2 separate regions of the Homo sapiens genome follow, and region 1 is linked to region 2. A link is an interaction called in ENCODE POLR2A ChIA-PET data of the cell type or tissue named here. Cell type or tissue: HepG2. All regions are shown on one strand. Links, peaks and the distances in the headings refer to the core of each region. The heading gives the core; the rest is flanking DNA.

The links. Peaks named below come from ENCODE experiments on the same cell type or tissue, not always from the same donor. Only the 100,000 strongest peaks of a DNase experiment are listed, where the experiment ranks them.
Region 1: POLR2A ChIA-PET joins it to region 2 with 5 read pairs; 1 of 35 experiments calls an interaction of 5 or more read pairs at or near these places.

What each region holds. Positions count from the first base shown.
Region 1 is chr5:139,736,728-139,741,116 of GRCh38, forward strand. No RefSeq gene overlaps it. Among named protein-coding and RNA genes, the nearest start is that of PSD2-AS1, 7.3 kb to the right of the region's middle. RefSeq lists an enhancer at 1,423-2,350. In HepG2, for the core only: no CTCF peak of the experiment used is centred there; DNase peaks (open chromatin) are centred at 2,534 and 2,818.
Region 2 is chr5:139,502,024-139,506,412 of GRCh38, forward strand. It overlaps LOC124901083 (a long non-coding RNA gene), which reads left to right and starts at 1,219. Exons shown (of 2, transcript XR_007058961.1): 1 at 1,219-1,790. In HepG2, for the core only: no CTCF peak of the experiment used is centred there; DNase peaks (open chromatin) are centred at 1,158, 2,068 and 2,900; H3K4me3 peaks cover 2,044 bases.

The sequences.
Region 1 (4,389 bases), core at 108-4,107, 230 kb after region 2:
TTCGAAGCTAGTCTGGGCAACATAGCAAGACCCTGTCTCTAAAAAATGAACAATAAATAAATAATTTTTTAAAATAAAAAATATTTGTTCACTGAGTTATAAAGATCTCTCAATTATTAACACATTTCATTATGCCATATTAAAAAATCACATCCATGGATATCACCAACAGTTTCATTAGAAATGTACCAGGAAACTGTGAAGCTTATGGTGTTATGGTGTTGTATACCTGTCTTTCAAAATTTAAATTTCACTTAAAAATATAATTTTATACATAAGCAGAATATGCAAAATGAAAATAGAATTTTAGCTGGGCATAGCAGTGTGTACCTGTAGACCCAGCTACTCAGGAAGCTGAGGCGAGAAGATCCTTTGAGCCCAGGAGTTTGCATCCAGCCTGGGTAACATAGTGAGACCTGTCCCCAAACAACAACAACAACAAAACAAAACAAAAAGATTGTTATCATTGGCAACAAATACTGTGTGTTGTTTTCCTTGAAGTGACTGGCTTACTTCATTATTTGTGAGAGAATAACTGCCAAATATCCAAGACTGCCTGTCAGTCTTTCTGTCAAGTAAAAATGACGTGCCATAAAAAAACCAGCTAGTTCAGCTCGCAACTCAAACAATAGCATAAATGCTTTTCTTGAGGCAGCCAACACACTTTGATTGATATATATATATATATATATATATATATATATATAGTTTTTGAGACGGAGTCCTGCTCTGTTGCCCAGGCTGGAGTGCAGTGGTGGGATCTCGGCTCACCACAACCTCTGCCTCCCGGGTTCAAGCGATTCCCCTGCCTCAGCCTCCCAAGTAGCTGGGACTACAGGTGCGTGCCACCACACCCAGCTAATTTTTGTATTTTTAGTAGAGACGGGGTTTCACTATGTTGGCCAGGCTGGTCTCGAACTCCTGACCTCGTGATCCGCTTCGGCCTCCCAAAGTGCTGGGATTACAGGCATGAGCCACCACGTCTGGCCAACTCTGGTATGTTATAGAAGCGTTTTATGTGAATTCTGCATACATGTGCCGAATATGACTCCTAGTACAGTTTGATTTGTGCTAAGCCAGCAACAGTTTTACCTAGTATGGCTTAGACATAATAAAGAAGTCAAATAATGTCTTAGTATTATTAGTAAAATAATTTTGACCTCATCTACCCCTGAAAAGGTCTGGGAGACTCCCAGGGGTCTGTGAACCCTACTTTGGGATCACTGCACTTGTTGTTCTGTCTCTTCTGCTCTCAGTGGTGATGGGCCGTGTCTTTCATATTTTGCTGATTAGGACACTGGGGTCCAGCAGAGCCCCACATGGGTCCTCATCTCTCATTCCAGGACTGAAGTGAGAATTTTTTTCCTGGCAGTGACTGGGGAGGTTTCTTGTGGGGGGAGGGGTGGCATTGATTTTGATGGATGGAGAGGCCACCAAAAGTGGAGGCTGGGAATGCACCATTGGTGGAGGAAACAGCATTGGTGAAGGCCTGGAGAAAAAAGCTCTGAATGGGGTCAGATAACTAGGGCCCTTGAATGCCAGTGCCAGGGCAGTGGGCACCGCAGAGCAGTGACCAGAGATGGGAAGCAATGGATGAGATGTGCCAGGAACAGGGAGCGCCAGAGAGGAGGGCCTTTGTCCTTCACCAGGAGGCCTTCCCAAGCCGGCTGGCCTCAGGGCTGTGTTCTCAGGGCTGGGTTGATGTGTGGCCACTGAGATGAACTTACCCTTCCTGACTGACCATGATTGGCAGAGGGTGGTCTGCTGCCCAGAACTCCCTGCTGAAAAGTGTCTCCGCACCTGCACTGACTGACACTCAGCCTCTCTTTCCCTTTGTATTGGCTTTTATGGTGACAGTGAGTAGCCTCATCCAGTTTCTTATGCCATGCGTGAGTGTGAGGGTGACCTGGGCAGAGGTGGCTGCTGAGGGGAGAGATTGGTAGTGACATGTCAATGTGATTAGAGGTGAGGGTCCTGACCTTTTTACCACAAAAAAACCTGCTTGTTGCAGGCACTGATGCCTCGGCCAAGTCCTGTAAAAGTGGGGGTTGCAGAGCTGACCCCGACACACCCCCACCCTGGGCCCGGCCTGCCCTCTTCCTCTTCCGATGGCCCTGTGTCCCTACCCCAACCTGTCCCTGAGCTGCTGGTCTGGTATGGGGAGACAGACCTCAGCTTCGGTGCAAGACTGGCCTCATACCTCCTGCTGTGCACATCTGTGCTCCTGAGCTATGTACCTGGGCTGGGTTGTGCCACACACGTGTTAGCAGCCATGCTGTGTGACTATATGGATACACCCTGCGCTGGGTGCACATGGTGCGCTCTGCATCACAGACATTGTGAGCTTGTGTACCTTGCCGTGCACACTAAATTGCGTCTGTTTGTTTCTGTGCCTTCAGTTGGGTGGTGTATGTTTGTGTGTATATGCTTTGTATATCTTTACAGGGTGTGAGTGTCACTGTGGTGGGTGGTGTTTTTGTGTGCTGGTTTGTCAGTGTGTATCTTGGCCCAGCCCCAGAAGGCCAGCTGAGGTGTGGTGGGGGGTGGGGTGTCGGACTGTGCTGGGGTAGGGAGCCCACAGCCAGGAGGCCTGACTGGGAATAGACATGTCCTCACCTGCCCAGAAAGTGTCCCAAGCCCTCAAAGAGCCCTTGTCCAGCTTCACCACCCCTGGCCAGTCAGGGTGGGTGGCTGGAGAAGGGGGCATGAGGGAACCAAAACAACCTCAGCCCAACTCCCACACTTGGCTGGCACCCAGGCCTATTATGGGGTCCCCGTGCCCATGGCCCGCCCCCTAAGGCCCCAAGCACTTTGCATTGTGGGGCTTGGGGAGGGGCCTAGAGACAAGACTCTGTTTGGCTCTTGTGACCAACTTCAGCTCCTAGTGGGCCACCAAGGCAGAGCTGGCCCCAGGCCTTTTTGAGGGTGGGGCTGCTGGGAGGACTAGCTCCATGGAGCCAGGGCTGATGCTCATCTTATTACCTGTGTCATTCATTTAGCAAATACACATTGAGCACCCACTGTGTTCCAGGCCCTGCTTTAGGTGCTGGGAATATAGCAGTCACTCATTGAATTAGGGGTAAGGAGAGGTTATACTGCTGCTGTGCATTTACAGATGAAGAAACAGGTCCTGGGAGGTGAAGTGATTTGCCCAAAGTCATAACAAAGCTGGGATTTGAAACCAGGCCTGTCTCATGCAAGAGGTCTCCTCCTCCTGCATTTGTCCATCCTGACTTCGGTAGTCACAATTATAGCCGAATGCCCACTGAGCTAGGACCAGCTAGCTGGCTAGCCCCGTGCCCTGGGCTACAGGTTGATGCAGGAGAGTGGGCACAATGAAATAGCTCCTAGAAAGGCAAGTTGCCTGGAGTAGGCACAGGGGTGGTAAGGTGGAGGATTGAGGGGTGGGGAAGGAGCAGAGGGAGGCTGTGTCTGTCTCCAGGGTGCACTGGGACCCAAGGGAACGCCTTCTCTCCTGCTGTGTGATCTGGGATGGCCCCTGCTTCACTCTGAGCCTTAGCTTCCTCATCTGTAAAGTGGGCACAGTAACTGCCCTCTCCCAGTGGTACCATGCTCATGGCATGATGCCTGGCACACAGTAGGGCAGCTGGGAGGATGGGGCAGAGCTGCAAGTGGGCAGGGCCTCCCCAGGGCTCTGCTCAGCCTCAGGAAATGGGTAGGGGGTAGGGAGGAGGAGGCGCAGATGTGCGCTTGTCTCACACGAGCAGCCGCATTTAGCCACCGAGTCGGGACTGAAATATTCCTGAGGGAGAAGAACCCTGAGGCTTCAGGGCGGCAACGGCTCGTCAGTGGGGAGCGGGGAAGGGATGTTGTCACCATCTGCCTCGTGTCTGTCTGCGACTAAAATAATACTGGGGTGAGACTCGCCGCAGGCACGGGCCCAGCCGCAAGGTTCCCCAGAAGAGGGAGGGGCTGGGGGTGCTGGAAACCTTGTGGGGAGCAGTGGCAGAGAGAGGTCTGCTGGGGGCAGCTCTTGGCCAAGGCTGGGCCCTGGTCCTGCCCCCTTCCTGAGGGGCCACAAGAACCCATGGGGGTGGTGTGTGCATAGGCATGGATACCTTCCTGGGGGGATCAGCCCTGGGAGTGCAGGACTGGACACCCCCCAGACCCGGCTGGGGTCTGCTTCAGAGGGGAGACCAAGCGTGTGCTGAGATCCCTGCAAAGCAGGGGCAACAGCAGAAACAAAGCAAGAGACAGACAAATTGCCTGATTCAGCTTCCATGAGTTTATCCAGAATATTGAAACCAGAAAACGTAGCAAGAAGCTATTTTAATTTCAGCCGACGTATAAGTTTTGGGTCTATGGTTTACTGTGGTTTTTATTTTGAATCAAATATGGAGGATGTTCCATAATTCCCTCGGGGCTCTG
Region 2 (4,389 bases), core at 174-4,173:
AAAATGGAAATAAATTCAGTCTTAGGTTCATTAACACAGCTGTGTGATCCCAAGATGGGGGTATCTTGGTCTCTCAGCAGTTTGAGTGAAGAATCCTTGAGAGCTTTGAAGGGCCACAGGTGTACTTCGAGTCATGATCAAAAAGCTGATGCTGGGCCAGACACAGTGGCTCACGCCTGTAATCCCAGCACTTTGGGAGGCTGAGGCAGGTGGATGACCTGAGGTCAGGACTTCAAGACCAGCCTGACCAACATGGAGAAACCCTGTCTCTACTAAAAATACAAAATTAGCCTGGCATGGTGGCACATGCCTGTAGTCCTATCTACTCGGGAGGCTGAGGCAGGAGAATTGCCTGAACCTGGGAGGCTGAGATTGCAGTGAGCTGAGATTGTGCCATTACACTCTAGCCTTGGCAACAAGAGCAAACTTCCGTCTGAAAAAAAAAAAAAAAAAAAGCTGATGCTGGCTGGATGTGGTGGCTCACGTCTGTAATCCCAGCACTTTGGAAGGCTGAAGCAGGTGAGTCTCTTGAGGTCAGGAGTTCAAGACCAGCCTGACCAACATGGTGAAACCCCATCTCTACTAAAAATACAAAAATTAGCCAGGCATGGTGGCGCACACCTGTAATCCCAGCTACTTGGGAGGCTGAGACAGGAGAATCGCTTGAACCTGGGAGGCAGAGGTTTCAGTGAGCTGAAATTGCACCACTGCACTCCAGCCTGGGCAATAGAGAGAGACTCTGTCTCAAAAAATAGAAACCAAAGGCTGATGTTTCCTTGGGCCATGTTAGTGGAAATGCAGTGCCTGCAAGAGAGGTGACCCACATCAGGCTAGATCTGGGCCTTGAACACTGTCATTGAGATGGCATTCAGGGGCCCAAAGGGGCTTCTTCCTTCATCTTGGGCTGATTCCCTCATAGTGAGAGGTGAACCCGGCTGGGCTTCTGGGTTGGGTGGGGACTTGGAGAACTTTTCTGTCTAGCTAAAGGATTGTAAACACACCAATCAGCACTCTGTGTCTAGCTAAAAGTTTGTAAATGCACCAATCAGCACTCTGTAAAAATGCACCAATCAGCGCTCTGTCTAGCTAAAGGTTTGTAAATGCAACAATCAGCATTCTGTAAAAACGGACCAATCAGCACTCTGTAAAATGGACCAATCAGCAGGATGTGGGCGGGGCCAAATAAGGGAATAAAAGCTGGCCACCTGAGCCAGCAGTGGTAACCTGCTCGGGTCCCCTTCCACATCATGGAAGCTTTGTTCTTTTGCTCTTAGCAATAAATCTTGCTGCTGCTCACTCTTTGGGTCTGCACTACCTTTCTGAGCTGTAACACTCACTGTGAAGGTCTGCAGCTTCCCTCCTAAAGCCAGCGAGACCACAAACCCACTGGGAGGAACAAACAACTCCAGATATGCCAGCTTTAAGAGCTGTAACACTCACTGGGAAGGTCTGCAGCTTCACTCCTGAAGTCAGCAAGACCACGAACCCATTGAGAGGAATGAACAACTCCGGACGTGCTACCTTTAAGAGCTGTAACACTCACTGCGAGGGTCCGTGTCTTCACTCCTGAAGTCAGCAAGATCATGAACCCACCAGAAGGAAGAAACTCCGGACATATCTGAACATCTGAAGGAACAAACTCTGGACACACCATCTTTAAGAACTGTAACACTCACCGTGAGGGTCTGCGGCTTCATTCTTGAAGTCAGTGAGACCAAGAACCCACCAGAAGGAACCAATTCCAGACACATTTTGTCTACCCAGATGGGACTATCGCCTATCGCCAAGTGGTGAGTACCATCAGACCCCTTTCGCTTGCTATTCTGTCCTATTTTTCCTTAGAATTTGGGGGCTAAATACCGGGCACCTGTCAGCCAGTTAAAAGCGACTAGCGTGGCCGCCGGACTAAAGACAAGAGTATCAGGCTTTCTGGGAAAGGGCTCTCTGACAACACCCGACTCTTCAGAGTTGGGAGCGTTGGTTTGCCTGGAACCAGCTTCCGCTTTTCCTGTACTTCTGGACTGAGCCAAGGGTCAACACAGAGGAAAGCCATTCAGCTCCCAGGTCCCGACAAGTTGGTTGACCCTGCGGCCATGAGTGGAACTCTGAAAGTCATGTCGCCCAAGCGAGACTCGCCCGTCTATCCTATCTATCCTGACCCTTGCCTCCTGGGTCCTAATGCCTGTCAGACAAACTTCCTCTCGCCTCTCTTCTCTGAGGCTAGTCCTGCTTCTAAAAACCACTCCCTATCTCTGGTGCTTTTCTAGTTTCTCCCATAAGAATGATTTCTAGTATAAACTTCAGGACTCATGAGAGTCCCTTCTGTAGGCACCCAGTCTCACCAATCAGAAAGACATAATTTTTGCCCAAAGCCCCATTGTAGGGGGGAATATCTGGAATTCTAGGATCCCTCCTCAGACAAACAGGACTAACAAAAGCTATTTCTGAAGCTAGGATATGGGGAGCCTTAGAAAGCTAGGATATCCTTAGAAGCTAGGATATGGGGAGCCTTTATCCTTCCTATTCATATAAGTGAGGACAAAAGGCATCACACTTCCAACTCTGGAGATCCCTTCCCTCCCTCAGAGTATGGCCCTCCACTTCATTTTTGGGGCATAGCATCTTTATAGAACAGGGGTAAAGTCCCAATACTAACAGGAGAATGCTTAGGATTCTAACAGGTTATCGAGAATGCGTCAGTAAGGGCCACTAAATCCGATTTTTCTTGGTCCTCTTTGTGGTCTAGGAGGACAGGCAACGGTGCAGGTTTTCAAGAATGCATTGGTAAGGGCCACTAAATCCGACCTTCCTCAGTCCTCCTTGTGGTCTAGGAGGAAAACTAGTGTTTCTGCTACTGCATTGGTGAGTGCAACTATTCTGATCAGCAGGGTCCAAGGACCATTGCGGGTTCTTGGGCAAGAGGTGTTTCTGCTGCTGTGTCAGTGAGTGCAACTATTCCGATCAGCAGTGTCCAGGGACCACTGCAGATTCTTGGGCAGGGGGAGAAACAAACAAACCAAAACCATGGGCAGTTTTGTCTTTCAGATGGGAAACACTCAGGCATCAACAGGCTCACCCTTGAAATGCATCCTCAGTCATTAGGACCAATTTGACCTGCAAACCCTGAAAAAGAGGCAGCTCATTTTTGTCTGCACTATGGCGTGGCCCCAGTATTCTCTCTGATGGGGAAAAATGGCCCCCTGAGGGAAGTATAAATTACAATACTATCCTGCAGCTTGACCTTTTCTGTAAGAGAGAAGGCAAATGGATTGAAATACCTTATGTCCAAGCTTTCTTTTCATTGAAGGAGAATAGACAACTATGCAAAGCTTGCAATTTACATCCCACAGGAGGACCTTTCAGCATACCCTCAAATCCTAGCCTCCCTATAGCTCCCCTTCCTATTAATGATAAGCCTCCTCTAATCTCCCCTGCCCAGAAGGAAATAAGCAAAGAAATCTCCAAAGGACCACAAAAACCCCCAGGCTATCGGTTATGTCCTCTTCAAGCTGTAGGGGGAGGGGAATTTGGCCCAACCCGGGTACATGTCCACTTCTCCCTCTCTGATTTAAAGCAGATCAAGGCAGACCTGGGGAAGTTTTCAGATGATCCTGATAAGTACATAGATGTCCTATAGGGTCTAGGGCAAACCTTCGATCTCACTTGGAGAGATGTCATGCTATTGTTAGAGGAAACCCTGGCCTTTAATGAAAAGAATGCAGCTTTAGCTGAGTTTGGAGGTACCTGGTATCTTAGACAAGTAAATGATAGAATGACAGCTAAAGAAATGGACAAATTCCCTACCAGTCAGCAAGCCGTCCCCAGTATGATCCCCACTAGGACCTTGACTCAGATCATGGGGACTGGAGTTGTAAACATCTGTTGACCTGTGTTCTAGAAGGACTAAGGAGAATTAGGAAAAAGCCCATGAATTATTCAGTGATGTCCACCATAACTCAAGGAAAGGAAGAAAATCTGTCTGCCTTCCTTGAGTGGCTACGGGAGGCCTTAAGAAAATATACTCCCCTGTCACCCAACTCACTAGAGGGTCAATTGATTCTAAAAGATAAGTTTATTACCCAATCAGCCACAGATATCAGGAGAAAGCTCCAACAGTGAGCCCTGGGCCCTGAACAAAATCTGGAGGCATTATTAAACTTAGTAACCTCAGCGTTCTATAATAGGGACCAAGAGGAATAGGCCCAAAAGGAAAAGCAAGATCAGAGAAAGGCCACAGCCTTAGTCATGGCCCTCAGACAAACAAACCTTGTTGGTTCAGAAAGGACAGAAAATGGAGCAGGCCAATCACCCAGTAGGGCTTGTTATCAGTATGGTTTACAAGGGCACTTAAAAAAGATTGTCCAGTGAGAAACAAGCCACCCCCTCATC